Regions from separate parts of the Homo sapiens genome. Here region 2 is linked to region 1. A link is a loop called in an ENCODE intact Hi-C map of the cell type or tissue named here. Cell type or tissue: mammary epithelial cell. All regions are shown on one strand. Each heading gives the region's core, and the rest is flanking DNA. Links, peaks and the distances in the headings are about the cores only. Region 1 overlaps DENND5A (DENN domain containing 5A). Region 2 overlaps SCUBE2 (signal peptide, CUB domain and EGF like domain containing 2).

The links. Peaks named below come from ENCODE experiments on the same cell type or tissue, not always from the same donor. Only the 100,000 strongest peaks of a DNase experiment are listed, where the experiment ranks them.
Region 2: a loop joins it to region 1, with 7 times the contacts of the local background. A loop is called at or near these places in 5 of 110 quality-filtered maps.

The regions. Positions count from the first base shown.
Region 1 is chr11:9,131,456-9,146,700 of GRCh38, reverse strand. It overlaps DENND5A (DENN domain containing 5A), which reads left to right. Exons shown (of 23, transcript NM_015213.4): 17 at 886-1,031; 18 at 1,588-1,706; 19 at 2,423-2,604; 20 at 3,216-3,298; 21 at 3,856-3,979; 22 at 4,593-4,761; 23 at 6,847-7,876. The coding sequence ends at 7,030. Among named protein-coding and RNA genes, the nearest start is that of SCUBE2, 47 kb to the right of the region's middle. RefSeq lists enhancers at 7,385-7,679, 8,493-8,682. In mammary epithelial cell, for the core only: a CTCF peak has its summit at 8,776; DNase peaks (open chromatin) are centred at 7,570 and 8,800; H3K27ac peaks cover 1,025 bases.
Region 2 is chr11:9,068,388-9,083,632 of GRCh38, reverse strand. It overlaps SCUBE2 (signal peptide, CUB domain and EGF like domain containing 2), which reads left to right. Exons shown (of 23, transcript NM_001367977.2): 3 at 4,124-4,249; 4 at 9,018-9,152; 5 at 14,138-14,263. Among named protein-coding and RNA genes, the nearest start is that of MIR5691, 14 kb to the left of the region's middle. RefSeq lists an enhancer at 12,124-12,213. In mammary epithelial cell, for the core only: no CTCF peak of the experiment used is centred there; a DNase peak (open chromatin) is centred at 6,732; H3K27ac peaks cover 1,538 bases.

The sequences.
Region 1 (15,245 bases), core at 5,714-10,713:
CACAAAGAATCTCCCTTTTGTTTTCGCCTGAGAGGCTCACTTGGCATCACAGAATGTTTCAAACCAGGCTGAAGGGAAAAAGAGCTCTTTTCTGAGGTAGCAGAAAGAACTCCAGATACCAGTGGGAGATTTCATTCTGGGCTCAGCTTTGGCTAACTCATTATGTGTCTGTGAGCAGAGTCTATCCTGCTGTGAGTCCCAGTCTCTCTATTTACAGAAGAGGGAAGAGGGTTCAATATGGTCTAATTCCCTTTGAGCCTCTTCTTTCCCTGATGCCAGGATTCTCTACTGGGTGGAGGGTAGTCTCTGAGTTTGCCACATGGCTAGTTCTTTGGCCAGTTACTCAGCAGCATGGACTCTTGTTTCTGTCTGATGCTGCATCTTCCCTTTTAGAGACTAGGGCTGTGGGCTTAATAGAAGTAGCCCTGGACTGGAATTTAGAAGACCCGAGGCAAACTTTCTTTCTCTGTGCCTTGGAAAAAGGATTGCAATACTTCCTCTCCAAAGATTATGATTGTTATTAGGGTTCATGAGATGATAGATTGAAGAGTGCTCTAAAAAGCAGTTCAGTACAATGTTAGGAGTTGGGGATATTGTTTAACGAACAGGTTCATTTAGTTCTGAGCCTACAGATAGGCTTGGATCTTTGATGTTTGGGTGGTAAGCCTGAGAGGAGTGAAATTGAGGAGGGGCCATGGGGTAGCTGGCTAATATTCTACATTAGCCAGGGACTAGGTCCTGGGGCCCTCTTGTTCCAGGGCTCTGCTTGAGCTGAGATAGCAGGAGCCACAGTTGTGCCAGCCTTCCTGGAGCAGGTCAGAGTCCCATCTGGTATGGGAAAGATTCCTAATTCTCCTCAATACTTTTGTGGCTTCCCCTAAACAGTGATCCCGTACCACATTCTGATCGTACCAAGCAAGAAGCTGGGGGGCTCCATGTTCACTGCCAACCCATGGATCTGTATATCAGGAGAATTGGGTGAGACACAGATCATGCAGATTCCCAGGAATGTGCTAGAGATGACCTTCGAGGTATGTGTTATTTGGGGCCACAGCTCTGTGGGGATCTGAGTTTGCAACAGCCGCTTTGGGGAGTTTTCTGCAGGGTTTTTCAGAGGGCTTGCTATGTACAGTGTAATGCTTCAGCATAGCTGACCTTCCTGAGATGATCTGAGGCTGGATCCAAAGACTGACCCTGAGGAGGGGGACCCCACCCTGTCTAAACAATGTTTGGAAGGCACTTACTTGTCTGGACATGCACATCTCTCCATGCATAGTGTGTTGAGAAGTCCCCAGGAGTTCTTTCAGCTACTCAGCCCACCTGTTCCCAGAGACCTCAGAACCCACTTCCAGAATCTCTTGCTCCCTGACCCTGTTCTTCTAGGTAGAGTGTTTTCTTTCTCAGCCTTGGGCACCCCCATGAGATAGTGCTGTACCGCAGTTCTGGCGGTATGTAGAGCCATGACCTCTAAGCCTGCAGATGCTGAGGGGTCAGGTTGCAGGCAGCCAGTCAGATCTGTGCCTCCGAGAACTACTGTTCTTTTCTCTGATTTTCCTGACCTACCTCATCTTCTCTATTCTCTAATAGTGCCAGAACTTGGGGAAGCTTACTACTGTCCAGATTGGCCATGATAACTCTGGGCTGTATGCCAAATGGCTGGTGGAGTATGTGATGGTCAGGAATGAGATCACAGGACATACCTACAAGTAAGTATACCCTCAGGCTGTAAGGTAGAGGGGCAAGGTGTATCTACAGGAGCTCTTCGATGCTTGGGTATGTGGAGTTCCCAAGGAGACCCTTTAGGTTGTGATAACCTGAGGCAACTTCCTGTTTGGCTCTGCCTCATACACTTGAAAGTAAGTAGAAGGAGGGTTTCTTCTGTTGTTTCTTTTTCTTTCTTTTTTTTTTTTTTGAGACGGAGTCTTGCTCTGTCACCTAGGCTGGAGTGCAGTGGCGTGATCTTGGCTCACTGCAGCCTGTGCCTCCTGGGCTGAGGCGATTCTCCTGCCTCAGCTCCCCGAGTAGCTGGGATGATAGGCATGCACCACCACGCCCAGCTAATTTTGTGTTTTTAGTAGAGACAGGTTTCGCCATATTGACCAGGCTGGTCTTGAACTCCTGACCGCAGGTGATCCGGCCGCCTCGGCCTCCCAAAGTGCTGGGATTACAGGCATGAGCCATCAGGCCCAGCCAGAAGGAGGGTTTCTAGGTGAAGATGTGTGGAATTGCTGTGCCCAGATCCCAGGCCACCTATGCCACTCAGGGTGATTCTCTGATGATACATGGTGGAACCAGCAGAGCATTGAAGGAGTCTCTATCCTGGTTTCAGAGCCTATCTCCAGGGATTGGCTTTGTTGATGGCTCTTCCTGTGAGCAGCAGGGAGGAGCTGGCTGCTCTGACAGTCCATTGTCTGATCTTCAGGTTCCCGTGTGGCCGGTGGTTAGGGAAGGGCATGGATGATGGAAGCCTGGAGCGGATCCTAGTTGGGGAGCTGCTCACATCCCAGCCTGAGGTGGATGAGAGGCCATGCCGGACCCCGCCGCTGCAGCAGTCCCCCAGTGTCATCCGGAGGCTTGTTACCATCTCACCCAACAACAAGCCCAGTAAGTGGGAGGAGGGGTTGGGCCCTCATGCCATACAGTCTAGGGAATGGGTGGATCTCTGTGAGCCCTGATAATGGGAACCTGGGTCCCAGCCTGTGCAGCTGCCTCAGGAAACACTTCTGCTAACAAAGCCACCTCACACATATGGCACCCTTCTCTTATGAATCACTGAGAGCATTTGGCACTCTCCTTAGAGGGCTGGCAGGAGAGGAGAGAACTCATGCTGCCAAACCTGGGCGCTGTATATATTCATGCATGATCCATTAAAGGAGAGGGGCCTACTTTCTGGACTCCCCCTGCCTGATTCCTGGGCTTCACAGCCAAGGCTTGGCTCTCTTTTGGTTACCCACAATTCCAAGGTAAAATGGAAACTAAACTTTACCAGCATTTCTTAGAGATAGAACTCTAAGGTGTTAGCTTTTGTGTTTTTCCCCCAAGATTTGCGGAAGAGCTAAATCAGCAAAGCTGGGTGGGCAAGCGCCTCTGCTTCCTAGGGTCCAGCTGCCCTGCCTCTCCTATGGGCCCTCCCCGTGTCCTCAGTCTCCTGCTCAGGCAGCTAAGCACTGTTAGCCTCAGAGATTGGTTAGGGATGTCTGCTTGATTTTTATTAGAGCTGAACACTGGGCAGATCCAGGAGTCCATCGGGGAGGCAGTCAATGGCATTGTGAAGCACTTCCATAAGCCTGAGAAAGAGGTGAGCCTTCCTGCCCTCCAATCCAGGGCCTTACATTGAATAAGAGAGAATAATTTTGTTTTTCCGATTATCTTGTTATGCTCTTCCAGGCCCATGTGCTGTGGACACCCTAGAGTCTTGTAGAGTGTGTGCCTCAGCTAGTTGGAGATGGAGCAGACTCCTTCCTCTGGGGGCCTTTGCCTCAGGTTACCCTGTTTTCCCTCCATACTGATGACCCAATAGAGTCCCTGGGCCCCTAGTGAACAGTGCCTATTCCTGTCCTCTTCTAGATTTGCCTGGGTCTCCTTGAATAGTGGCCACACTGGCTTTGTCCTCCAGTGGAGAATCTCCTTGTGTGTGACCCAGATCCATCATCTCTTCTTTCATCCATTTATTCAGCAGCTCTTCACTGGGAGCTGCTCTGAGCCAGGCACTGTGCCAGGTGTTAGGGAAACAGACAAAGTCCTAGCCTGTCTTTTGCAGCCCTCCCAACTCTGGGCTGTGGGTTTAGGGATGCAATGGTGGGAGGGCAGCTCGGCTGAGACAAGCCTGGCACCCTCCCCTGTTTCCTTACGTAGCGAGGCAGTCTGACGCTGTTGCTCTGTGGAGAGTGTGGCCTTGTCTCGGCCTTGGAACAGGCTTTCCAGCATGGATTTAAATCGCCCCGGCTCTTCAAAAATGTCTTCATTTGGGATTTCCTGGGTGAGTTGAGCTGGAGTATGAGGGTGGGAGAAGCATGTAGAGATATAAGGGGACTCACCAGCATAGCATGGGTGCTGACCACTCTGAGAGGCAGAACCCAAATTAGGTGACTCTCAGATCTCATTTGTTTGCTCTGGTTTTTCTTGAAGGGAGTGACAAGAGCTCTCCTCCCCGTCCTTGGTAAATGCTTACCTCTTGAGAATTGCACAGAAAAGATTCTTCTAGACATCTGTTATTTAGTATGGACTTAGTCCTGAGTCCTCACACTTTCCCCTTATAGATCCCAAAGTCCAGTTGAGCGTATTGGAGCCCCAAGCCCTGTGTTGCACCCATATGGAGAATTTTCATGCAAGAAACCATCCTCAGAATTTTTTGTGTCTTCAGACTAGGGAAAAGAACATCTTTATATCAAGGGCCACATACATAAATTTAAAAAATAAGGATAGGGAAGCTAAGGATCATTTTGAAACATGACCAGTGACATCAGAACACTTGTGCTATTCTCATTAAGTTACCTGTGTGGACTTGGAGAGGCCCATGGCAAGTGGCCTGTAGGACCGTCAGGGTTGGTGTTGAGAGCCTTTTCACTGGCAAGCTTTTCTACTCTTCACAGAAAAAGCACAAACCTATTATGAGACATTAGAGAAGAATGAAGTAGTCCCTGAGGAAAACTGGCATACAAGAGCCCGGAACTTCTGCCGATTTGTCACTGCAATCAACAATACTCCCCGGAACATCGGCAAGGATGGCAAGTTTCAGATGCTGGTGTGCTTGGGAGCCAGGTACTGCAGACCCAGGGCCCAGAGTGCACAGCGGTTAGCCTTGGTGGTGGTGTTGGAGGCCTGGTGCAGTGCAGGGGTGAGGAATGGCTCATCAGGTGCCCTTAGGGAGATGAGGCCTTAGAAGGTTTCCTAGAAGCCCTGAATTTCCTCTGTGTATCGTGTATGGTCACACACTGCATAAAATGTGCTGCGTAACAACATTTGTCAGTGACGGACTGTTTATGGGATGATGGTCCTATAAGATTATACTCTGTTTTTACTGTACCTTTTATAGGTTGAGATGTTTAGGTACCCAAATACTTACCATTGTGTTTTAGTTGCCTACGGTATTCAGCACAGTATTCCTTCATTTTTATTCTTCAGGCTGCTGTGGCAGGAAGCTCCAGGAGAAGTGTAGAAGAGCAGGCCTGGGGGCTGGTGACAGGGCTGTACCGATTTGTAGCTTAGGAGCAACAGGCTAGACATATAGTAGGCTCTACCATCTAGGTTTGTATGAGAACCCTATAAAGTTCGCATGGTGACGAAACTGTCTAATGACACATTTCTCAGACTGTATCCCTGTCATTAAGCAACACGTGACTTATGTGTGTGGTGATCTGTCGGGGTAGGGATGACAACGTGTATGTAACTCGGGGCAGAGGGGCCCCATTTTGAAAGGAAAGATCAAAATCACACCACTGGGGAAGTTTGAAGCAGAGTATATCTAGTTATTCCTTCATTAGACATTTAAATGGCCTTATGGAAGTTGGTAGGAAGACAGCTGAATAAAACGTGGCCCCTTACCATTTATTTATTTATTTATTTATTTATTTTGAGATGGAGTTTCGCTCTTGTTGCCCAGGCTGGAGTGCAATGGTGTGATCTCGGCTCACCACAACCTCCGCCTCCTGGGTTCAAGTGAGTCTCCTGCCTCAGCCTCCCGAGTAGCTGGGATTACAGGCATGCGCCATCACGCCTGGCTAGTTTTGTATTGTTAGTAGAGACGGGGTTTCTCCATGTTGGTCAGGCTGGTCTTGAACTCCTGACCTCAGGTGATCTGCCTTCCTTGGCCTCCCAAAGTGCTGAAATTACAGGCGTGAGCCACCATGCCTGGCCAACATTTAGAAGCTTACTTGTCCTAATTAAATACAGAGCATGGAAGAAGGTTTTGAGGGTCCAAAAATGAAGTGTACATTCATACAATATGCTGAAAAGGTAGAGGAGAAAGATCAGAGAAGACTTCAGGGAGGAGTTGGTATTTAAGTGAGCCTTTAATGGAAGGAAATAACAGAACGTGGCAAGGGCAGTAATAGGAAACACAGTTGAAAGGAGGGTAGGGCCCCTGAGCTGGGACAGAGAAAGATTCTTTTCATATTAGTACAAAGTTGTTTCATCAGGGGACTGAAGTAATATTAATCTGATATTATGGGTGGTATGCATTAGAGTGGACATGATTATTAGGGGCTATTCCTGTAGGTCAGGTGAGAGAGCATGAAGCTCAAATAAACTTAAGGCAGTTTATTCAGGCTGCATAAAGGGAGAGAATTGGCATAGTGGTTAAAAACAGACTCCAGAACCGCATTCACTAGGTTCAGATCTCAAGTTATCCATTTACTAGCCATGTGATCTTGGACAAGCTACTTAACTTCCATCTACCCTACTTTCTTCATCTATAAAGTGGGGATAATAATAGTACCTACCTCATATCACAGGGTTATCATGAAGATTAAATCTCTTATGTCAGTGCCAGCACATGCTGAGTGTTATGTGAGGTTAGTGCTTATTATTATTCCTGGTGGTGGTAGCTGTGGGAGGAGAGAAGCTCTGGGAGACACCAGTGGTGGGGCTGACTAGGCAGGGCGAGGGAGGCAGGGGAGGAGGAGGCTTGGAGGCTCATGACAGGGCTGATTTGGGTCAGGTTTGTTTGGTGTCCTGGAGCTGAAAGACCTCTTTGCCAGTCCCTGTTTGGGAAAGGGGGGTGTGGGGGGCTGTCAGCTTCTCCAGCTTCAGACTTAGTTCATGGTTTCCCCCTTGGCCTTGCACTAACGCTCTCTCTTCCTTTTCCTTTGCCCCTCTGACCTGCCTGGACTGCTCCCGCTCTGCCAGAGATCACCTCCTACACCACTGGATTGCCCTGCTGGCTGACTGCCCCATCACTGCACACATGTATGAGGATGTGGCACTGATCAAAGACCATACACTTGTCAATTCCTTGATTCGTGTGCTGCAGACATTGCAGGAGTTCAACATCACGCTGGAGACGTCCCTTGTCAAGGGCATCGACATCTGACCTCCCAGCACCAGCCAGCAGCAGGACTGAGAAAGACTCACCCTGCAGCTCTGACCTTTTTTCCCAAAGGGACTTAAGCGATTGTGCAGGAGTAGGAGACAAAATGTACACTCACTGTAAAAAGAAAACTAGAGGATTTTTGGAATAAATAATCTATTTTAGAGTTTATTTGCTGATTTGCTTTTTACACACTTTCATGTGAAAGAGTGATAGGGAGAGGGAGCGAGGCTGGTGCCGCTTATTTTGAAGCTGGTGCCCTCCCTCGCCGTGGCCACATGCTGGAAGCCTGAGGCCTCCCTGGACTGAGCCTGTGGCACTGCGTGCGGGACAGTTATGTTTCCTTGCCCCGTCGCATTAATGAGGCCCTTCCACATCATTTTTAAACTAATGTTTTTCTATATTAACATTATTATGGATATTTGGCTTTCATAGGCCACACACAGGTGTGCTGCGCGGGAAGCCCCATGCTCCAATCAAAGGGATTTTTAGTAGTGCCTCTAAGCAAGCACCGATGAGTCAGTCCCACGTATTTTCTTTTTTGTCAGTATTGTTTGGGAAGGAGACATGCCGGGATGTGTCATCGTGCCAAATACCACATTTCCTGTTGGCACAGTTTCACAGAAGTAAACATAAGCATGTTTTAACAGGTTTTTCTTTTCTTTTTTCTTTTTTAAAATGTTTTATTTATTTAACCCGCCATTGTGTGTTTTTAAGTATTTTCTTTTTTTAAGGAAAGGAAAAGCTTGTCACAATCTAACTGGCTATGTTATTATTATTAAATTTATGTTTTGCAACTTAGAAACCAGCTACAGTATGGCCCACTTAATAAAACACCTGAAACAAAAACTGCATGGATCACTGATTTTTATGGAGGTTTATGAGCAGTGGGTGGCTGCGGGTGCAGTTGGGTCCATCTGTGAGGATGGTCTTGTGGCATCACCTCTCTTTACCAGCAGGCTCGGGGTTGTGGCCTGCCCAGGATGCCCCTGAGGGCCTGGGGTCTCCTGGGTCCTTCTGCCCGCAGTGCTAGGAGCCTTCCTAGCTGTTATGTGGCTGATTCACATGGATGCAGACAGGGTTCTTTCCCCACTCCACAGAGGAGGAGACTGAGACACAGGAGGGAAAAGACCCGGCCAGGGGTGCAGAGGTTGTCACTTGACTGAGACAGGATGGGCCCTTTCTTGAGAGGGTAAGGGAGACCAGGTGTGGGAAGCTGGGGGTCGGGGGAAGCTCTTGAAAGAAAGGTTTGCTTTCCTGGGGATGGCAGGTGGGAGACCTTTATGAGAGGTCCAGCTTCGTTCATTTTTATTCTTCAGGCTGCTTTGGCAGGAAGCTCCAGAAGAAGTGTAACGTGATCAAGTCAGGCACCTCAGACCAATCAGTGCCCTCTTTTATGCTTTCCTGGTTTGCATGCATTTTCCCTTTGCCTGGAATGCCTCCCCTTCACCCACTTTGTGTTTGTTGTACAGGGTTTACTTTAGCAGTCACCTGCTGTGAAGTGTCCCCAATCTCCCTAGGCAGTTAATCATTCCATCCTTGTGCTCCTTCATTTTCTTAGATGCTGGCATCTCCTCTCTGGATTGTCATTGCCTGCTTTCGTGTCAGGCTCAGCCCTTGCACCGTGAGCTCCCAGAGGGAAAAGGGGGATCTCTTGCCTGTCTCCATCCCCTGGGCCTGGCAGGTGGTAAATGCTTCTGAAGAGATGAGGAGAGGGCCCAGAGAGCTGCAGCGCAGCGTCCTGCCTGCAGAGGGGGTGAGAGGCCACACTGCAGCCGTCTGCCTGGAGCCCACGGACAGAGCTTTAGTTCTCTCGGAGAAGGCCGAGGAAAGGGGAAGGAAGGTAGGCAGTACCTCTGGAGCAGGAAGTGGGATTCTTGGCTGGGCAAGAAGGGCAGCATGGAACTCAGCTGTATGTGTTTATATTGTGGGCCTAGGCCTGAGCTTACCTTAAGGCAGGTGCTGGGACCAACTATTTCCTTGCTCTTTGTAACAGCTGATCCTACTCACTTTCTACTGTGTTTTGTTTTGTAATCTTCTGCAAATCTGTTTTGGAATGATGTGTGATATAAGAGAACAGACCTGTTTAGTAGCTCAAGATTTCAAGGACATTTGAGTCAACTGCGTTCTTCCGTGTAGGGCCCAGCCAGGCCTCTCCAGTGGTCCTGGGTAAATCAGGTGTGTTTGGTTCACTCAGCAAGCAGCCCTGCCTGCCTCAGCTTCTGCACCTGCTCTACTTCAGGGCTTCCCAGGCTGTGATTTCAGGGACTGGTAAATAAACAAGCAAGCAAAGGAACTCAGGGAATTACTATAAAGCAAGCACCCTTATAATCACCACTCAGGTCAAGAATAGAACTTTGCCAGCCCCCCAGGGTCCTCCATGTTCCCCCTTCCCCATCACAGTCCCAGCACCTCCCTTCTTCCATCTTAACTTTTATAAGTAATAATTTCGTTGAGTTTCTTTATTGTTTTGTCACCCAGATGTGCATCCCTACATGCTATAGTCTTACTGTCCTTTTAAAAAAACTTGATACATCTTTTAAGTCTCTTTTAATCTAAAGGGTCCCCTCCATCCCTTTCCTTTTCTTACAAATTGTTGAAGATTTTAAGCCATTTGATCTGTAGATTTTCACAGCCTGGGTTTTTGCTCATTTCATGCCCGTGGTGCAGTTCAATATACTCCTTTATCCTCAGCATTTCCTGCAGATCAGCAGCTAGATCTAGACAATTTGCCTCAGGTTGATCCCTTTGATAAGACTCTAGGTAGTGGTGTGCTCATTTAGCAAGAAGCACGTAACATCTGTTTTTCACTTTTGTTATGTTAGCAGCCACTGATGCTCAATGCCTACATCCAGCAAGTAATTCACTGGGGATTGCAGCATGGGGATATTCTAATCTATCATTTTCTCTTCATTTATTAGATGGAATAATTTTATAAGGAGACATTGTCTCTCATCTACTGTTTGATTTCCCAGTAGAGTTTGTGTGGGAAAGGCAGATAAGTGCTTAATTCTTTCCTTTTATTTACCCAACTTTTAAGATATGAACTGGTTCTTTGTTATCCTCAGAAGGTGACTATTTTTTAAACAATATTATGAACTCATGAGTTTAGATGTATTTGATAGGCTTCATCTCATTGCAATTATTATCTTTATTGTCCTGCCTTTGGCCTTTGGGAGCCTCTTTAAGTTGGTTCCTGAGTTGTTCTGACACAACTCTAGTTGTCTTTGATATCTGCTTTGTTTTCTGGTATTGCAAGATGTTCTAGGCTCACTTTATTCATTTTCTGTCCTAGACTTGGAATCAGTCATTTCTCCAAAAAGCCCTGGTTTCCTTAAGTGGGAAATGGTATTGCAAGACCATAATTGGACACTAGAAATTCTCATTGTTACTGGTAGATCATTGGTTCTAGGCCTATTCAGTAGACAGAGCTTTGATTATATTTAAATATAACATTTTTATACATTTAATATAGACATCTAGAAACATATATAGTAAATATGTATTTTTAAAGATAGTGAAGGTCTTGGAATTATATATGTTAAATGCATATATAAATATGTATGTATACATGAGTGTGTATACACACATGCATCTATGGTACCCCATGATTTTACAGTGTTCTTTCTGATTCCAATTCAGGATTATAGGGTGCCTTTGTCCATTTAATGCGGCTACAAAGGAATACCTGAGGCTGGGTAATTCTTAAAGAAAAGAGGCTTAGTTGGCTCATCGTTCTGCAGGCTTTACAGGAAGCATGATGCTGGTACCTGCATCTAGTGAGGGTCTCAAGCTGCTTCCACACATGGTGGAAGAGGAAGGGTGTGCAGAATCACATAGCAAGAGAGGGGTGAGAGAGACGAAGGAGGCTGGGCTCAGTGGCTCACACCTGTATTCTCAGCACTTTGGGAGGACGAGGTGGATGGATCACTTGAGGTCAGGACTTCAAGACCAGCCTGGTCAGCGTGGCGAAACTGACTATGAGATTTGGAGGGATCAAACCAAACTATAACATACTTTTACTTTTTTTTTTTTTTTTTGGAGATAGGGTCTCACTCTGTTGGCCAGGCTGAAGCACAGTGGCACGATCATGGCTCACACAGCCTTGACTTCCCAGGCTCAAGTGATCCTGCCTCAGCCTCCTGAGTAGCTGGGACTACAGGTGTGCACCACCACAACCAACTAATTTTTAAATTTTTTGTGGAGACAGGGTCTCACTACATTGCCCAGGCTGGTCTTGAACTCCTGGGCTCAAGCAGTCCTCCTGCCTGGCTTCCCAAAGTGTTGGGATTACAGGCATGAGCCACCATGCCTGGCTTAACTTCTTATATATTACATCTGTATCTCTTTTTTCCATAATGAGAACCCTAGGTTTGAAGGGCAGAGAAATTGGTAGAATAAGAAGATCCCCTAATTAACCATTTGCTTTATCCCACATTATAAACACAGCCATCTCAGAATAACAATACTAATGCTTCTACTACCAATTATGATCATGGAAAACAGTTAAACTTTTTTTGGTATGTTATTCCCATCCTTCCCCCTCAAGCCTGGCCCACCCCGCTGCCCCACCCTTTTCTTTGAGACAGGGTCTCACTCTGTCACCCAGGCTGGAGTGCAGTGGCACAATCTTGGCTCACTGCAGCCTCAACTTCCCAGGCTCAAGCAATCCTCCCACCTCAGCCTGAGTAGCTGAGACTACAGGTGCACACCACCATGCACAGCTAATTTTTGTATTTTTTGTAGAGACGGGGTTTTGCCATGTTGCCCAGGCTGGTCTTGAACTCTTGGGCTCAAGCAATCTGCCCACCTCAGTCTCCCAAAGTGTTGGGACTACAGGCGTTAGCCACTGCACCCGGCCAAGCCCTTATGTTTTATTTTTATGTATTTATCTGTGGCTCGCTGCAACCTCCACCTCCCAGGTTCAAACAATTCTCCTGCCTCAGCCTCTTGAGTAGCTGGGACTACAGGTGCGTGCCACTACTCCCGGCTAATTTTTTGTATTTTTAGTAGAGACAGGGTTTCACCATGTTACCAGGATAGTCTCAATCTCCTGACCTCGTGATCCACCCGCCTTGGCCTCCCAAAGTGTTGAGATTACAGGCGTGAGCCACCTTGCCCGGCTAGCCCCTATGTTTTAGTAGAGGTACTCTATCTTTGAGAGATCATATATTATTTCTGTCAACTTGGGTTTTTTTGAGAAGCAGATGCCAAGACAAAGGAAACACCTGTGAGGGCTAAAGAGCAAGGGAGCAAGAGTAGGCAGGGAGAGGCTTTAGATCCAGGGGCCAGGCTGACCCCTGGGAGAGGACAGAGGGAGGAAGGACTGGGAAGGAAGTCTTAGACCATAGACCAGCTCTGAGAAGAATCTCAGTGAAGTTGATGGGGAGTCCCTGGCAAAAAGCTGCTCATGAGAGGAGTCCACTTTGGGCAAGACTGGGCACACCAGTAATCCTGTTGTGCTCAGTTGTTGTCTAGAAGCAGAGCCTAGAGGAAGTGTGGCTTCTGCATTCACAGGGGAAGCAGCTGGGGGCTGCCATTAATTATGACTCCTCTGGGCACTTTGTCAGGTTTTCTTGAAGGAGACTTGAGTGATGCAGCTCCACAACCTGCACAGTCTGCCCCTTATACTGCACAGATCCTCTTTTCCACAATGCACCCATGTTTCTTTCCATGGTTTCCCGACGGGAAACCTAGAAGAGGGAGCTTTGGGGAACAAATTACAATCACCATTGATGAAGTTAGTCTTGGGGCCATGGTTGGTACTTACCTTCTCCCTTCTGCGCTATCCTAAGTTCCCATCACCTTCAGCTATCACTTCAGTGGGGCTTGGCTTGCTTAGTGGTATAACCCCAACCTTCATTCCTGAGAGGTCCAAGCCCTTGGTCATCATACTCTTCTTGACCAGGGTTGCTGCAAATGTCCACTTAGAGTTACAACTGGACAAGGGAGTACCAAGAGATACCCAAATGGATCATTTGGGCTTCACATTATTTTAGCCCCTACTGATGTATAAAAACAGCGCGACCACGTCCTGCTATTCAAGCTCAGTCATCTCTGCCATGATGGTGACTCTTTTCTTGTCTACTCATTCTTAGATACAAGGAGTCCAAAGTACCCTGGTGGCAGCCAGAGTTCTGTAGTTCAGTGGGACTTAACGGGTGTAGTTGTGTCCCTGGCAAGAATATGCCCCCTTTGGGGATTAGTGTTTCCAACCCTACGGAACCTAGAGTTCAGGGACAGGAAGCACAACATTCCCCAGTGGGTCCTTGGAAGTGATGGTAAGTGTAGCCACTCTTGCTTCTGCCCCTAGGTTCCTGGACCCATGCATTTTTCCTGTAGGGGACATAGCAGGAAGCTGTAATTTAGATGTGATTATAGCTCTCTGATTTAATGCATGTGCTGGGTCCTGAAGGATGGCATCCAGTCCTTGCAGATTATTGCCTCCAGGCGAGTGCCCTAGCTGTGCCTTCAGTAAGCCATTCTGGTGCTCTTTCAGGCTGGCAGCTTCTGGATGGTGCAGTATATATATATGACCAGTAGATCCTATTGTCATAGGCTCACTTGCTCACCTCCATTGTGAAGTGGGTCCCTGGTTGGATTCTATGCTGGATGGAATTCCATACCTGTGGATCAGTTACTCTGTAAACTTCTGAGGATACTGGTGCCGGCTAAGGTTCTGTAGGCAGAAAAGGCAAGCTGATTCCCAGGATACGTCTCTATCCCTGTGAGGATAAACCGCTGGCCTTTCCAGAATGGAAGGGGCCTCATGCAATTGACTTGCCACCAGGTGGCTGGCTGGTCTCCTTGAGGAATAGTATTATATCTGGGACTCAGCATGGATCTCTGTTGCTGGCAGAGGCAGCAATAGCTAGATCAGCTTTGGCATGTGGGAGTCCATGCTTTTAGGCGCATACATAGTAGCCTTCATCTCTGCCACTGTGACCAATTCCATTCATGAGACTGTTGTGCCAGTTCCAGGATGGCCAGTGATGAAGTGGCTGAGTCATTTAATCTACTCAGTTGTTAGTTGTCTTTTGTGGTGGATGCTTTCTGGTGGGTGTTAATGTGTGATACAAAATCTTCACATTTTGTGCCTATTTCTAAATGTCCACCCACATGCTTCCTTGTCCTCAATCTTCCAGACTTTTTCTTCCAGCCTCTGACTAGGCAGCTAGATCCTTGGTTGCTGCCCAGGAACATGTCTCCTGTGTAGAGTTCTCCTTCCACAAGCAGCTGCCGCACTTGCAGTTCTGCTCATTGGGGAGATTTTCCCTTGCCTCTGTCTTTCAAGAAAACCCCTGACTGTGGCTGTCAAGCAGGCACTGTCCATTTTTGGCTTCCACCCACACGCTGAGTTGACCCACCAGTAAACCAAGCTTGGTTACCGTTTCTATCTTGCAATGAAGTACTACAGGCCCTACCTAACTAGGACTTGGCTGACTTAACAGAAGCCAGTCCGTCATGGCCAGTTCTAGATGTATTGTCACTTGATAGTCAAGCATTGCGTCTAAATTGGAGCCTAGTCACATGCCAGGAACTGTTTCTCAAAAGGTATATGCAGATGTCATGCTCCAGAAACCCAGGGGCCTGCTTTGTGATTATTTCACTGGGGCTTTCAAAGAGGTCTGTATTGCATCTTACCTATCACTGACACTTCCAATGCCATAGGGTCTGCTGGATCATATGATCGAAAAGATAAGCTATTTGCCTAGCTGCCTGGACCTCCTGTAGAGCCCTTTTCTGTTCCAGGCTCCGTGTAAAGCTGGCAACTTTCGGTACCACCAGAGAAGAATTTCTAGGTGTGGAATGTGTGGCCTCCAGAATGCAAAGAGCCCTGCCACGTGCTGTGCATCCTTCTTTGTGGTAGGAAGGATGAAATGGGCATCAACTTGCGTTTTACTTTGAAGGGGATGTCCTGGCACACCATGACCACTGGATACCTAAAAACTTCACACGTGTTCTTTTCTATTCCAATGGAACAAGAGGATCAGAACAGTTGGCATTCATGTGGAACAGACAAAGATATTCATCTGCAGTTTTCCCCCATAGTTATATTAACTCTCTTGCCTTCAGTCATTATGCAGAGAGAGAGGGACAATCTGGACATCCCACAGAATAGCACACAGATGCATTAAATCAACTGCATCATAGCGACTGGGCAGGATAAGCAAGAGGTGGCTAGTGTGCTCCAGAAGGCAGATGATAAACCCTGTGA
Region 2 (15,245 bases), core at 3,619-8,618, 61 kb after region 1:
CAGTGAGCCAAGATCGTGCCACTGCACTCCAGCCTGGGTGACAGAGTGAGACTCCATCTCAAAAAAAAAAAAAAAAATTCATTCTATTCTCTCTTTGCTTATTCGTAACTTTCTCCAACAGTGAGAAATCTGGCGCTCATTATCTGTAATGTGTTTACCTCTTTGTTCAGTCCTAATACACGGGAGAGATATTTACAGAATTATAAGTCCATAACCCTGTGAGTAAAGCAGATTTACTAACTAAAGTACAATATTTACTAGAGTATAGCATACAGCTATTTTGTTTTTAGCCTTAAAGCATCCAAGCAAGGTGTTGTTTTTCATAGTGTTATTTAGGTCAATATTTTCCTTCCCCATCCTCTTCAGTATGGTTATACTATTAGTTTATAATACATTAGGTTCATTTGTTTCTTTTCGTATTCCACTTTTATTCACTTCCATCCCCTCCTTCCATGCATTTCCCTTATTCCTTAAACATGTATTAATTGTATGTATACAATTAATTGTATTCATTCTTTCCACCCTTTCCCCGTGCCCTGTGGGTCACCAATCTCTGTAGTTTCTGGTTTTACCTTTCTATATTTATTTTGCACTAATAAGCAGATAAATGTATAATTTTAGATTTCAGAAAAGTTGCAACTTTTTAACAACTTTACTGAGGTGTAATTAACATACTATAATATTCACCAATTTTAATTGTGCAAGTCAGTGATTTTTAGTAAATCAGCTGAATTGTGCAACCATCACAATACAAACATTTTCCTCATCTCAGTAAGATTCCCCGTGTTCTTGTACAGCTAATCCTCATTCCCAGTCCCAGCCTCAAGCAACCAGTAATCTACTTTCTGTATCTGTATATTTGCCTTTTCTGGACATTTCACGTAAGTGGAATCATACAATATGCGGTCTTTTGTGTTGGATTCTTTCACTTAGCAAAATGCTTTTGAGGTTTGTCCATGTGGTAGCTTATATCAGCATTTCATTCATTTTTATCGTTTAATAGTAGTCCATTGTATGAATATACCATTTTTTTTGCCCATTTATCAGTTAATAGGCATTTTGATTGTTTCTACTTTGGGGCTATTATAAATAATATTGCTGTGAACACTTGCATGAAAGTCTTTGTATAGACATAAATTTTCATTTCTTCTGGGTATATACCTAGGAGTGGGATTGCTGGGTCATATGTTGTATTTGTGTTTAAATTTTTAAGAAACTGCCGAGGAGATAATTTCTTGGATATCACACCAAAGCCACATACAACAAAAGAAAAAATAGACAAATTGGACTTCCTGAAAATTTAAAAATTTTGAACATCAAAAGACAATATCAACAGAATATAAAGGCGACTCACAGAATAGATGAAAATGTTTGCAAATCATGTATCTTATAAGGGATTAATATCCAGAATAGGTAGAGAACTGTTAATGTTCAACATTAAAAATCAAATAACGCAATTAAAAAGTGGGCAAAATATCTGAATAGACATTTCAGCTAAGATGATATGCAAATGGACAATAAGCCCATGAAAAGATGTTCGACATCTCTGATGATTAGGGAAACGCAAATCAAAACTACAAATGGGAGCTACTATTCATATCCATTAGGATGGCTACTATCAAAAAAATAGAAAATAATAAATGTCTGTGAGGATGTGGAAAAATTGGAAGCTTTGTGCACCTGTTGGTGGGAATTTAAAATGGTATAGCCACTATGGAAAACAGTGTGGAAGTTCCTCAAAAAATTTTAAAAAAAATTACCATAGGACCCAGCAATTCCACTTCTGGGTGTATACCCAAAAGAGTGGAAAGCAGGGTCTGGAGGAGATATTCGTATGCCCATGCTCGTAGCATTATTCACAGTAGCCAAAAGGTGGAAGCAACCCAAGTGTCCATCGACAGATGAGTGGATAAGCAACATGTGTTATGTACAAAATAATATTTTTGGTTTTTTTTTTTTGTTTGTTTGTTTGTTTTTTTGAGGTGGGATCTTGCTATCTTGCTCAGGCTAGTCTCAAACTCCTGGTCTCAAGCGATCCTCTCACCTCAGCCTCCCAAGTGGCTGAGATTACAGGCATGATATAATAGAATATTAGCCTTAAAAAAGGAAATCCTGTCACATGCTACAACATGGTGGAATCTTGAGAACATTATGCTAAGTGAAACAAGCCAGTCACAAAAAGACAAATACTGTTTGATTCTAAATATATGAGATACTTAGAGTAGTCAAAATCATAGAGTCAGAAAGTAGAATGGTGGTTAACAGGGCCTGAGGGAAGAGAGGGAAGAGGAAATGAGGAGTTATTGTTAAATGGGCACAGAGTTTCAGTTTTACAAGATAAAAAGAGTTAGGGAGATGAATAGTGGTGATGGTTTCACAACATTATGATTGTTTTAATTATATCCAACTGTACATTTACAGAAAGAAAAGAAAAGATACTGCCAAACTCTTGTCCAAAGTGGCTATGCCGTTTTACATACCCATCAACATCCTGTCAACAATGTATGTGTTCCCATTTATCCACATCCTTGTCAACATTTGTTATTGTCTATCTTTTTAATTATTACCATTCTAGTGAATGTGAAATGGCATCTCATTGTGGTTTTAATTTGCATATCCCTAATAACTAATGGCGTTGAGCATTTTTTCATGTGCTTGTTGGTCATTTGCATATCATTGTAGCTGAAATGTCTATTCGAATATTTCGCCCATTTTAAAATTAGGCTGTTTATCTTCTTATTGAGTTGTAAGAGTTTTTTTTCAGTTCTTTATAAGGTGTGTGATTTGCAAATATTTTCTACCAATCTGTGGCTTGTCTTCATTTTCTTAATGATACCGTTTGAAGAGCAAAAGTTCTTAATTTTGATAAACTCCAGTTTATTAATTTTAAAAATTGTGATTGTGTATTTGGTATTATATCAAAGAAATTTTAACCTCATCCAATGTCTTAAAGATTTTTCTCTTTTTCTCCTTTTTTTTTTTTTGAGATAGGGTCTTGCTCTGTCACCCAGGCTGGAATGCAGTGGTGTCATCTTGGCTCACTGCGGTCTCAATGTTGGGCTCAGGCAATCCTCCTGCCTCAGCCTCCCAAGCAGCTGGGACTATAGGCGTGCACCACCACATCTGGCTAATTTTGTTTATTTTTTGTAGAGATGGGGGTCTCACTATGTTGCCCAGGTCAGCAACTCCTGGGCTCAATTGATCCTCCTGGCTCAGGCTCCCAAAGTGCACCCAAAGATCATGCCTAGCCATCCCAATATCTTAAAGATGTTTATCACATATTTTTTCTGAAAAGCTTTATATTGTTAATGCTTACATTTGGATCCCTGATCCATTTTGAGTTGATTTTTGTGTATGGGATGAGATAAGGATCTAAAGTCATCTTTTTGAATATGGATATCCAATTAAACCAGTGCCATTTGTTGAAAAGACAAGCATTTCTCCCAATGGATTACCTTAGCACTTTTGTTTAAAATCAAGTGGCCCTAAGTAGAAAGATTTATTTCTGGACTCTCAGTTCTGTTCCATTGATCTATACCTCTGTCTTTATGCCTGTACCATGCTGTCTTGATAACTGTAGGTTTATAGTGAGTTAAAGTCCCCCAAATTTGTTCTCCTTTTTCAAAATTGTTTTTGCTCTTCTGAGTCTTTTGCATTTCCATATAAATTTTACAATAAGCTTGTCAAGTTCTACAAAAACGTATCCTGAAATTTTGTGTGTGTTTTTATATCTTCTTATTTCTTACATGAAGATAACGTATTACAGATACTCTTTTAATTTTGATTTTTTCATTTAATAGTATATCCTAGAAATTACTCCAAATCAGTTCACAGAGATCTTCCTCATTCTCTCTTTTTTTTAAAATAGCTGCATAGTAGTCCATGGAGTAGAGGTACCATAATTTATTAAACTATTTTTCTATCTATGGAAACTTAGGTTGTTTACAGTATTTTGTCATTAGAAACAACACTGCAGTGAATAACCTTGTGCGTATTTGTTTTCCTATTGTTAGGGATGTATTTTCAGGTAGATTCCTAGAAGTGGAATGGCTGGAGGTAAGTGCATATGTTTTCACATCAAAGAAATAGCACCTGTCTGGTTTACTTCTGTTTTATTCCTCAGACATCGATGAATGTGGAAATGAGCTCAATGGAGGCTGTGTCCATGACTGTTTGAATATTCCAGGCAATTATCGTTGCACTTGTTTTGATGGCTTCATGTTGGCTCATGACGGTCATAATTGTCTTGGTAAGGAAGGCATTTGGAAATGGCAATTCTCCTTCACTCTCCCACCCCTTTCTTTCCCTTGGTGAAGACCTCCTCATGAAGACAAAAACGGGCTCAGAGCCTTGTGTTTTCTGCTCCCTTGGAAGTCAGACTCCGTGATAGAAAATGAGGTAAAATGTTTCAGTTTTATGTGATCATTCATAACATAAATCTTCTGTTAGTCCAAGGAGATGGGTGACATCGTCATTACTATTTATTGACTTTCTAGCATTGGCTTGTCACCTTTTAAGATCTTTGGTCTTGTGTTGAGAGTCCTGACTTATAACCATTTTTTTTTTCAATGCTGTAAGTGTTTCTGTTTTAGAATTTGGAAAAACTCCTTGTCCTGAAGACTCCAAATGTGTGCTGGGGTTACAGCCAGCTAGACCCCCCTTTTTTTCTTGAAAAAGAGAGAAACTAAAACAGAAATCTTCCATGAACATCTTCCTAGTATTCCACAAAACAGAAACATCTGTTGGAGTTTTAGCCCCTGAGTTAGAGACTACAAAGAGTGTTGTTTACATTCATTCCTTATGCCAGGAATAAAACAGAACTTAGAAGCAGCTAGCAGCTGCATGGGGTTGAGTGTTGGATAGTCTTAGAGGATGCAGCACTCCTGGCAGATAGGTATTTGTGGTTTGCTTTTTAAGGCTGGTATTAGTTGTACAGGAGAACATCATGGGAAAATATGGCATCAGCGTCCTTTGACACTCACGACCCTTCATATGGATAACCTGCTGAGGTCTACTTGGCCAACTAAGGAGCAGCGGAGCCAGGCCCTGGCTCTGTGGGGACAGCCATTCAGACGCCCCCTTATGGTGTGGTAGGAATGGCCCTTTGATTAAATGCTTTGAGATCTGCATAAAAGGAACTAGAAAAAGTCCAGACAGAACTTGTGTGTTGTGTGTTGGGGCTCTGGAGTGGAGGAGAGGTTATTTCCATTTGGGACTTAACCCTCATATGACCTTTATCCCACTTCAGTGTCTCCTGGAGCTCCATCCTGATGGACTCTGTTATTTCCTGTTGGTGCCCTGTGTGAGAGATCAGGCTTTGGGTGACACATCACGTGGCTTTCCAAGCCTGCAGCTGTCAGTAAGACTTGATTGCAGGTGAGGGAACCAGTAATCTTCTAGGCAGTCAGTACCACAAAAAGGCATATTTGAGAGACAATCCTGAGAGCAGGAATCAGTATTAATTAAAAACTCAGACAAATGGAATCACTTTCAGTGTGTGATTTGTTGGGAGGCATACCACATGGGTTGCTCTTTTTTTTTTCCATTTTCAGGGGGAAATTTCCCTTTGACTTGCCAATGAGGGCATTTGGAGGATGCATATCTGATGGCAGACTTCATCATTACTGTTGTGCTGTAATCCACAGCCCGGGGTGGCGGGGGGTAGTATAAGGTTCCTAAGAGCAAGAACCATCCAGGGGCTAGGAACCTGGGCCAGGGCTGGTGGGCGGCTCTGAGTATTGGCCTGCTTGGAAACCCTGAAGGCAGAGTCTTTTCTTGCCTTTGCCGATAACACAGATATTATCAGCACAGAGTATCTCCATTTCCCCTCTGTGGGATCTCTTTGTGGACTCAGTAGCAAGGATCTGCCTTGCAGAGAGACCTTGAGCATCTACTGAGTATTTCTGAATGGGGTAAGGACTCTTTAAAAGGAAGGCACAAGAAAATGAAGTACATTTGGAAGAGTAGGACCGGCACACATAGACACTTCCCCAACATTCAGATTTGAAAGGGCTGACCCAGTTTGTGGCAAAAAAGAAGCTCAGAGCCCTAACTTCTCCTGAGTTCTCTGGGATGACCCCTTCAATCTCCTCAGCCTCCTAACCACACATTAGCCACAAATATATTAGCTAGAAGACACAAGGTACAAACACCACTAAGCTTTGGCACTAAACACAGAGCACTTCAAGATCCTGAATGCCTGCAAGTCTGAAAAACGAAAGGCAGCTCTTCTATACAGCTCACCCCATCTGCCTTCAGTTTCTATTTTTGGAGTGTCTGGGAGCTCATCATAGCTGTTTGGCTTTGTAGCAGTTGTTCTTAACTCTGGCCGCACACTGGAATCACCTGAGAAGCTTAAAAAAAACCATCACCTAGACTTCATCCAAGACTGGCTCTGTCAGTATCTCTGGAGGTGGCATCCAGGCCTCAGGGTTCTGACACATAGCCAGGGTTGAGAACCACTGTTTTATGGTCTGGAGAAGCTCACCAGCTTAGTGATAGATATTTGCGTACGTGGACACACACTTTTGTATTTATCCAACCACAGAGCATCAGCTAGCTGAATGACACATTTCTGATTGCCTTGGGGAAAAGAAATTGGGGGTTAAACGTGGGGTGGGGGTGTGGTAGCTCAGAGGGGAGCACATCTTTACTCGCAGCCAATCCAGGAGTTGGTGTTCAGGGAGACAGACCTCTCCTGCTCACCTTGAGTCTTGCTGTGGAACACCTAGGCCAGGTGTGTTCCAGCACGGCTCATCCTCTGGAATGTGCTTCCTTCACCCTTTGGCATAGACAAGGGCAAGTTTGTTAGGCTTCAGGGGATGGCTTGAGTCCCATCAGTTTAGTCAGACATCTGCTCAGTAGTGTGGGAGGACAGAGGACTATAAGATCTGAAGCTTGAAACCAGATAACAGATATTTAAATGTGAGGTTTTATTATTATGATTATTATGGATATGCCCAGGAGCTAGTGATTAGCACATGAGAAATTAGACTGGAGAAAATAAATTGATTTTTTATATCAGCCTTCTCTTTGAGCCTTTGTTGTCTGAAACTTCTCTGGAAGTTTCTCTTCTCTGGCTCGGGTGATGCTATCCTCTCCTGCTTGTTTGTTCATGCATTGAATAGTTAATGAGCGCCTGCTGTATTCCAGGGCTGTGCTAATTAAAACAAAAATCTCTGTCCTCAAGGAGTTTGCAATCTAGTAGAGGTAGATGAGTAAAGGATTTTGAGGCTGCAAGTCAGTAAGTGTAGCAATACAGCTGTGCACAGGGTATCACAGGCAGAGTGGGAGGAAGGTCCCCTAAGGCCGCCCTGACAGTGTGTGGCAGAAGGCTTCCTCCCTCCCTACCTCTCTGCTGGCTCCTTCCCTGGAGGCTCTTGGGACTCCTGCCATCTCCTCTGCCTCCTCCCTGCCCCTGGCAGGGTCCGGGATTCTACCTCTGGCTGTCTCCTTTCTGCTCCCTTCCCACACTCCCGCCTTTGGCTCTCTCATCAAGCTCCACCACTTTATCAGGCAACTACAAATAAATGATTTCCAAAGCTGTGCTTACACCACCAGATTCTCTTCCAAGCTCCCCACTGAGGTTTGCCACTGCCTACTGGACCTAGCCCTACATTTCAGCATTTCAGACAGATCACCTGCCTGCCTTGGGGGTCAGGGGCAACCATATCTCCATTCCCATTTCTGTACCCAGCACTGGCCTTCCATGTGTCCCTTCCAGAAGGCCTTGGTGTCAACTTTCCATCCTCTAATGATGCCCACCCCATAGCCCACAAGGCTCCCAGCCCTGCAGGCACCTTGTCCGCCCAGTCTTCTTCTCTGGCTTGGTTCCCAGCATCCCTGGCAGCCGCAGTGCTGTCGCCACTAGCGCTAGCTGTGGCTGTTGCAGATGCATGTGTGAAGCTGGACTCCCAGACTGCCCATTCTTCCCCTCCCTCTGTCCTGCCCTCAGCTGCTGCCTTGTATTTCTCAAAGTGAAGGGCCAGACTCTCTCCCCTACTCTAGTGGTTCCCAGCTGCTTCCCAAATTAAGTAGGCACTTCATTGCCTGGTATTCAGGATCCCACAGTGTGACCCCAGTCTGTCCTCCCAGCTGTATCTCCTGTAACCTCCCTCATGTGCCCTATGCTCCAACCACATGGGCTGACCCACTGGTATCTGAATGTTCTTCATGCCTCCCAGCCTTTGTGCTACTGCTTACGCTCTCTTCCACCTATAATCCCTTCTTTCCTGATTTATAATTGGACAATCCTAAGGGCCCATCTTTTATTAGCTTATCCTTAATTCATCCCGATACCCCATGACCAGATGTGATTTCTTTCCTTGGTACCACCTTTTATACCTTATATCAGAATCATTTGTATATTTGTCTCTTGCTGAAGGGCATGCTCCTAGAGAGAAGGATTTTTTTTTTTTTTTTTTTTTTAGATGGCGTCTCGCTCTGAGGCCCAGGCTGGAGTGCAGTGGCATGATCTCGGCTCGCTGCAACCTCCACCTCCCAAATCCAAGTGATTTTCCTGCCTCAGTAGCTGGGATTACAGGCATGTGCCACCATGCCTAGCTGATTTTTGTGTTTTTAATAGAGACGGGGTTTCACCATGTTGGCCAGGCTGGTCTTGAATTCCTGACCTCAGGTGATCCGCCTGCCTCAGCCTCCCAAAGTGCTGGGATTACAGGCTTGAGCCGCCACACCTGGCCAAGGGAAGGAATTTTATCTTCCTTATCTATATTTTGCTGTCTCCTCTAGCACCATGCTGTGGAAAGAGAAGATGTTCAACAAATATTTACTGAGCTGATGACCTTGTGTCCATGTGGCGGTCCTGGCCAAGTGAGCCCCAGACCCGTAAGGACTGGGTAGTTGTCTGTGGACCTTACCGGCTTTGATTCTGAAAGCTTCTGTGGTGCAGGGACGTGAAGAGGAACCTCATCTTTGCTTAGCAGGGCCCCTGAGCTGCTGGGTGAGGTGGGGCATTGAAACAGTCACCAAAGCAAAGGCTAATCCCTCTCTCCTTCCAGATGTGGACGAGTGCCTGGAGAACAATGGCGGCTGCCAGCATACCTGTGTCAACGTCATGGGGAGCTATGAGTGCTGCTGCAAGGAGGGGTTTTTCCTGAGTGACAATCAGCACACCTGCATTCACCGCTCGGAAGGTACCTCTGCCCAGCTGTGGATGGGGGCAGAGCCACATCTGAGACCCTCTCCCTTGCACGCGCACACACACACTGACTCTAGAGGGGAAGCACAGGGTATAGAAAGTCTGGAGGCCTGAGGACGAGTCCAGACTCCACTGCCGGGTAACCGTGGGCAAGTTATTTGAACTTCAACTTCCTCACCTGGCAAAATAGTTGCACTGGACTGGGTGAGCTCTGAGGTCCTTTCAAACTCTCACATTTTCTGATTCTAATCTTTACATAGAATACATTTCAAACATGACTAGATGTCTCAGGAGCAATATAGTGGATGATCTGCCAAGTTTTTCAAAAAGGTGCTGAAAACCACAGCACCAGTATGAGCCTGCTCCCTGCTCTGGGTGGGTAGGGAGGAGGCTGGATCCTTCCCATGCAGACTTTCAATGAAGTGCCCTGTTTTCAGCCCCAAGCTAGATCCGGCCCTTCCATGTTTTGCATTTTTGAGCTCCGAGGGGCAGAAGGGCTCCCTCCCTGGACTTTCCGTGCTGTGGTTTCCTTCGCCTACGTCACCATTTATCATTCCTCTGTAAATTTGCCGGAAACTCTTCTCTTCTGATGTCCTTCTCTTCATTCTCTTTGCTTTGAGTTTATACCTTTTTTCATTCCTCTGTTACTTAGTAGATTCTTGAGAGGAAGGGGCATTAAGTACATGTGGCCAATCAGTTATTTTTAACTGAATGTCATCCTTTTAACTCTTCCCTGCTCTTTCTTAAGCTAAAGAGTCACATTTTGGTGGCTGTGTTCCTCTTGGAGTTGCATCTGCCTATTTTTAGGGGAAGTGCCCTAAATACTAGCCTATTAACCCCTTTGGCCATGTGCTGCTTATTCTTTCCCATTACTTAAGAATGAGGTCATTTTAATTTCTTCTACTATTTAATCACAAATTTATAGATTGTTTTAATCCTGGTCTTGGTAACTTTTCAAGGGTTTCTTCATGGAAGATGATTTTTGTCTCATTTTCCAAGGATGGCAGCTCACACCTTATACTTAACTAGAATACCTGTTTGGGTACCAAGAAAAATTGTCAGAGGAACCCCCAGGGGCCAATGGGTTTGATGGCTATCATCACCCAGAGCCTGCTCATTCTCAGCGTTTGGGGCGGGGAAGTCACACATACTGGCTTTGATCAGGCAGATTTCCTATCTTGTGCCAGGTGTGGCCCTTGATAAAGTAGCAGTTGGGTTTCATTTTCCTGCCAGGTTCTCTGGGGTCATTGGTGTGCCCTGCACTCTTGTCCAATGTAGGCCAAATTCGAGATGGGAATGAATTAGGAGGCCAGTGGCACAGAGTGATCCGAATCTCAGGGCATCTCTCCTTTTGATTGCTCAAAGCTGCTTCCTGGGAAGTCACTTTGGCTTCCTCTGCAGGTGGCTGGGGAGGGATGTGGGAACTGCAGGTTAAAGCCATCGCTTGAGCCCTCACGGTCTGGGTCCCACCCAGTTACAAAGCAGCTGGTAGCGATTAAGATCACCTCTTATCCCTGTACTTCCAGAGCCCTGGCTCAGCCCCACTCTCCCCTCCTGCAAGCCCCCGGACTGATTAGAGACACAGGCTCCTCATACCAGAAGCAAATACAAATGCAGTTCCTTTCTGCAAACTGTGTTTTCTAAATTTTCTACAATTCAGACATTCTTGGATCCCCTAAAGAGTATTTGAAGTGAACATTTTTGTCTGGAACTAAAACCAAAATCTAAGAATTTGCGTTGTGGTCTGGAAGTGCTCTCTGTGATTTTCTGTTGTGTTTCAACCTGATTGCTTGGCAAATTCATGGGAGTGTCAGCCAACAGATTATAGCAATTGGTAACGGAGAACCTTTGCATCCTAGGGTTTTGATTCTTCAAATAGAACAGCCTGTAAAAAGTTTTCTTCTAGGATTTCCTCTCTGATATGCACATTAAACTCTATGAAACTGTAGGCTTAAAAACCCACAGTGGTGCCAGACGTGGTGGCTCACACCTGTAATCCCAGCACTTTGGGAGGCCGAGGCAGGCAGATCACGAGGTCAGGAGATCGAGACCATCCTGGCTAACGCGGTGAAACCCCATCTCTACTAAAAATACAAAAAATTAGCCGGGCGTGGTGGTGGGCGCCTCTAGTCCCAGCTACTCAGGAGGCTGAGGCAGGAGAATGGCGTGAACCTGGGAGGTGGAGCTTGCAGTGAGCTGACATCGTGCCACTGCACTCCAGCCTGGGCGACAGAGTGAGACTCCACCTCAATAAAACAAAACAAACAAAACAAACCAAAACAAAACAAAACCCACAGTGGATACCTTCAAAGTGATTAAAAGAAGGTAACACAGGAAGCTAGTATTTTCTATTGCTGTTGTTTTTAATAATTATTTACCAAATGTTCTTTAATATAGGGCATCATAATCATTGACTCTGAGGGAAAGCTCAAGATACTGATTTTTTATTTTATTTTTTTTTATCCTTAGAGACTCCAAAGCTGTGATAAAGAGACTGTGTGTTTTCACCCATATAATGAGGGTAGGCTGGAGAGAAGCACATCACCCCCGGCCCGCCTTTGTTCCTATTCATGGGTGCTCAGGCTCTCAGAATGAGCACTCCTCTTTTGTTTTGTGTGTTCTGAGAATATTTAGATGGTGTACTGATGCCTTTTCAGGGCAACAGGGAAGGTGTCAGGGTGGCAAAGTGGAGGCTGTGCTTTCAGCAGGACCTGTTACCCGTTTTATGTCATGTTTTCCTCCCAATTCACAAGGCATATTTTTGTTTGGTTTCCAGAAATAATCTTCAGTGGAGCCCTGATCTTGGGGTGCACCAGAATGGGGGATTTCCAATGTTTCTGAGCTGTTTCCCTTCTGGTGAACGAACCATCCTGGACGTGACAACCAGACCAATTTTGGAAAGAGCTAGGGCCATTTGCTGGGCTGCCTAGTTTGGAACAGATTAATCTGCTCACCCCAGCAGTGGTCTTGCATTAAGTCAGAGTGCTACAAAGGCTTTGAGGTCACTTCTTGAAAAGCTGTCAGCGTTTCCAGAGCCATTTAAGTCTCTATTATGTCTTGGTAACTTCAGGTGTAGCTTGATGTGGTAGGACATTAGGTGGTAGGTTCTCTGTGTATCACAATGGCATCTGGCATACAGGCATTCTTACGAAATATTTCTTGTGTAGGTGAATTACTCTGAGGCAGTAAAGGTCACTTTGCAAATGTCTTAACAGTCTTGTAAACAGAGTGAAAAAGCAGCAGCAGCTGGCCTGTTTGGGAGTGTACTTTCCAGGTGTTCCTGCCCCCATTTCTTGGGCAGTATTATATTTACCCCCGAGCACTAGTTACTTCCCATGCTCGGCTGACCCAAGGACAAACACAACGCTTTCTGGGCCTTCTCAGACAGGACACTGCTTCTAGAGGCAGCTGTCACCTCCCGCGCCATCTCAGTACTGGGGTGCAAATCACATCTTCGGAATTACCAGCCAGAGCAAGAGAAAGCTTTCCACCAATCCAGTGCAAGTCTCTTTCTGTGTTAATTGACAGCCACCCTTGGCATGGATGAATGAATCCCAGCAACCAGCAGACTGAGTGCTGGAGTGCAGGCAGCTCATAACTGTCAGGCAAAAGAGCAAGAGGGTTTTAAGAGAGACTCCAGAAAGTATGGGATATATTAACCCTTGCACTGTCTTCTGGAATAGGAATGACATCTGTTTGTATTAAAACAATTGTTCCGTTTAAGCACAGTTTGACAGCTCTGGAGTGGGAGCTGGAGAGAGAACTTTGACTTCACTAGAACCTGTTGGCTAAGGTTTTAGGGGCACAATATAGAAGGGTGTTGGATTCTAGAGAAGTGAAAGCAACCTTTTTGTACTCGTGTTGAAAACAGTGCCCTACTAGTATTAGAGTGTCTCATTGATAGAGAGCCAATGACAACCAAGTCCCTACTCTCAGAGATGTTTTAGAGTTACATTGCACGAATGCAAAGAAGCAACATAGGAACAGGTAATTAATAATAAAGTATAAACTGAGCAGATGTCTTGAAAGTATTCTAGGGTATGAAAAGAATTCCTTCAGGATGCTGGTAGGCAGCAGGATCTCAAAGAATTAGTTTTGAGATGAGGCAGAATGCTGGTAAACCACACGGGCAGTTACCTTGCTGTGCCCCCTCATTTAGATGTGTGCCGAGCCCTGCAAGAACAGAAGCAGCTGTTCCCCTTCCCACCATCATACTACAAGGTTAAGCCTAATCAGAATTTACTGTATACCTCAAAAGAATTGTACAGCAGCTACCACACACGAGCACACTCCCTCCTTCTCTCTCTCTCTCTTCTCTCTCTCTCTGTCTCTTCTCTCCCTCCCTCTGTTCTTGTTGCTGTTGCTGTGTGATGCTGTCAGAGGCTTATGCCCTGAGGGAGGGATCAAGGGAGTGGCTGAGGGTGGTCACAGAAGACAGATCCCGGGGCATGTGGCCCGTACGAGGATGCCAAAATGCCACAGTCACACTCACCTCAGAAGGGTGGGATTGGTGGGGGCAGAGAGGGGCGTTGAAATGTTTTGAAAATTATCTTCAAGAGTATGTGAAAAAATTGAGAATCTTGATCATTCTATCTGAACATTTTCTTAGGAGGATTCTCCTTTTCTCTTTACATTCTTGATCAGCTCTTGGGTAAAGACATGGCAGAGATAAGAGCGTGAGTACCAGTTCCTGGGGTCAGCAGGCTCTGATCCTGCATGCAATAGAGAGCTCCAGTGTATTGGGAAGGCTCCCAACTCGTTAGGAGAGTTGAGACATCATATCTCTTGGGTGACAGAATAAATTTTTCATGTCTATTAATTGGCCTAGGTTGACTTTAATGACATATACTTTTCAAATGTGGGGCTGATGGAGACCTAAGCAGACAGATCTGTGGGCCACCCCTTAGCCCTTTGCCGCTCTCCCAGGGCTCAGGATTCTGACCACAGCCTAGTCACCTGTCGCACACTGCTGTTTTTCAGAGGGCCTGAGCTGCATGAATAAGGATCACGGCTGTAGTCACATCTGCAAGGAGGCCCCAAGGGGCAGCGTCGCCTGTGAGTGCAGGCCTGGTTTTGAGCTGGCCAAGAACCAGAGAGACTGCATCTGTAAGTATGGGCCAGTGCACACCTGCCATGGGAACCGTCGTATTCCACAGGCTGCCTTCTGTGGCCCAGCTCAGAAGCACCACCTCATGGCACGGCTGCAGCAGCAGGGAAGGCAGTTAGCACGGGATACCGACCTCTACCAAGTACTTGTTCACTGCAGAAGGGTGGTCTCCCTTAGGGAAGGGAAATGATATTTTAAAAAGGAACTCATCAGGAGGAAATGAAATTCAGGAGTAAGGAGTGTGAATGTTGGGGGGCAGTTCTCCCTGTTCCCACAGAATAAAACCAAATGTCCTCATCTGGCAATCACAGCTCTTTGCCACCAGGTCCTGCTTCCCCTATAAACCTCATCTGCCTCCTTTCCGCAGACACTACTCCCCTTGCCTTTGGAGAACAGCCCAAATCCTTTGATGCCTCCAGGCCTTTCCCAAGCCCTCCTGCCTTCCTGGCGTGGTGGACTCTCACTCAACCTTCAATATTCTGTTTAACTTCTAATAAGGATAAGCATAATAGCTACCTTTTGGTGGGGAATTTATTTTGTGCAAAGGCTTGTCTCAAGATGTGCCATATCCCATTTAATTCTTACAAGCACTGCACTGTGAGCTCAGTATTATTACACTCATTTTCAGTTGTCGAAGTTGTGCAGAAGGTGAAGCAACAAGGTCACACAGGGAGTGAGTGGCAAATGAGTGTTCAAACCCTGGTCTGTTGAGCTCTAAAGCTGTGCTCTTAATCCCATGCTACCATCCTCTGCTATCAGAAGCCTCCTGGGTGCTTCAGACAGGGCAGCCATCTTGTACTTTGGCTCCCACAGCACTTTCCTCAGCTGTATAGCTCTGGGTTGACTTGTGTGTTGATGTGTCTGTCTCCCCAGGTATGAGCCCCCTCCAAGTCAGGGACCTTGCCTCATTTTTCCTCTCAGTCCTCCCCTGGTACCTGCTATGGGATATGCTCAGTACACTTGTGTTTAATGAGTGGGTAA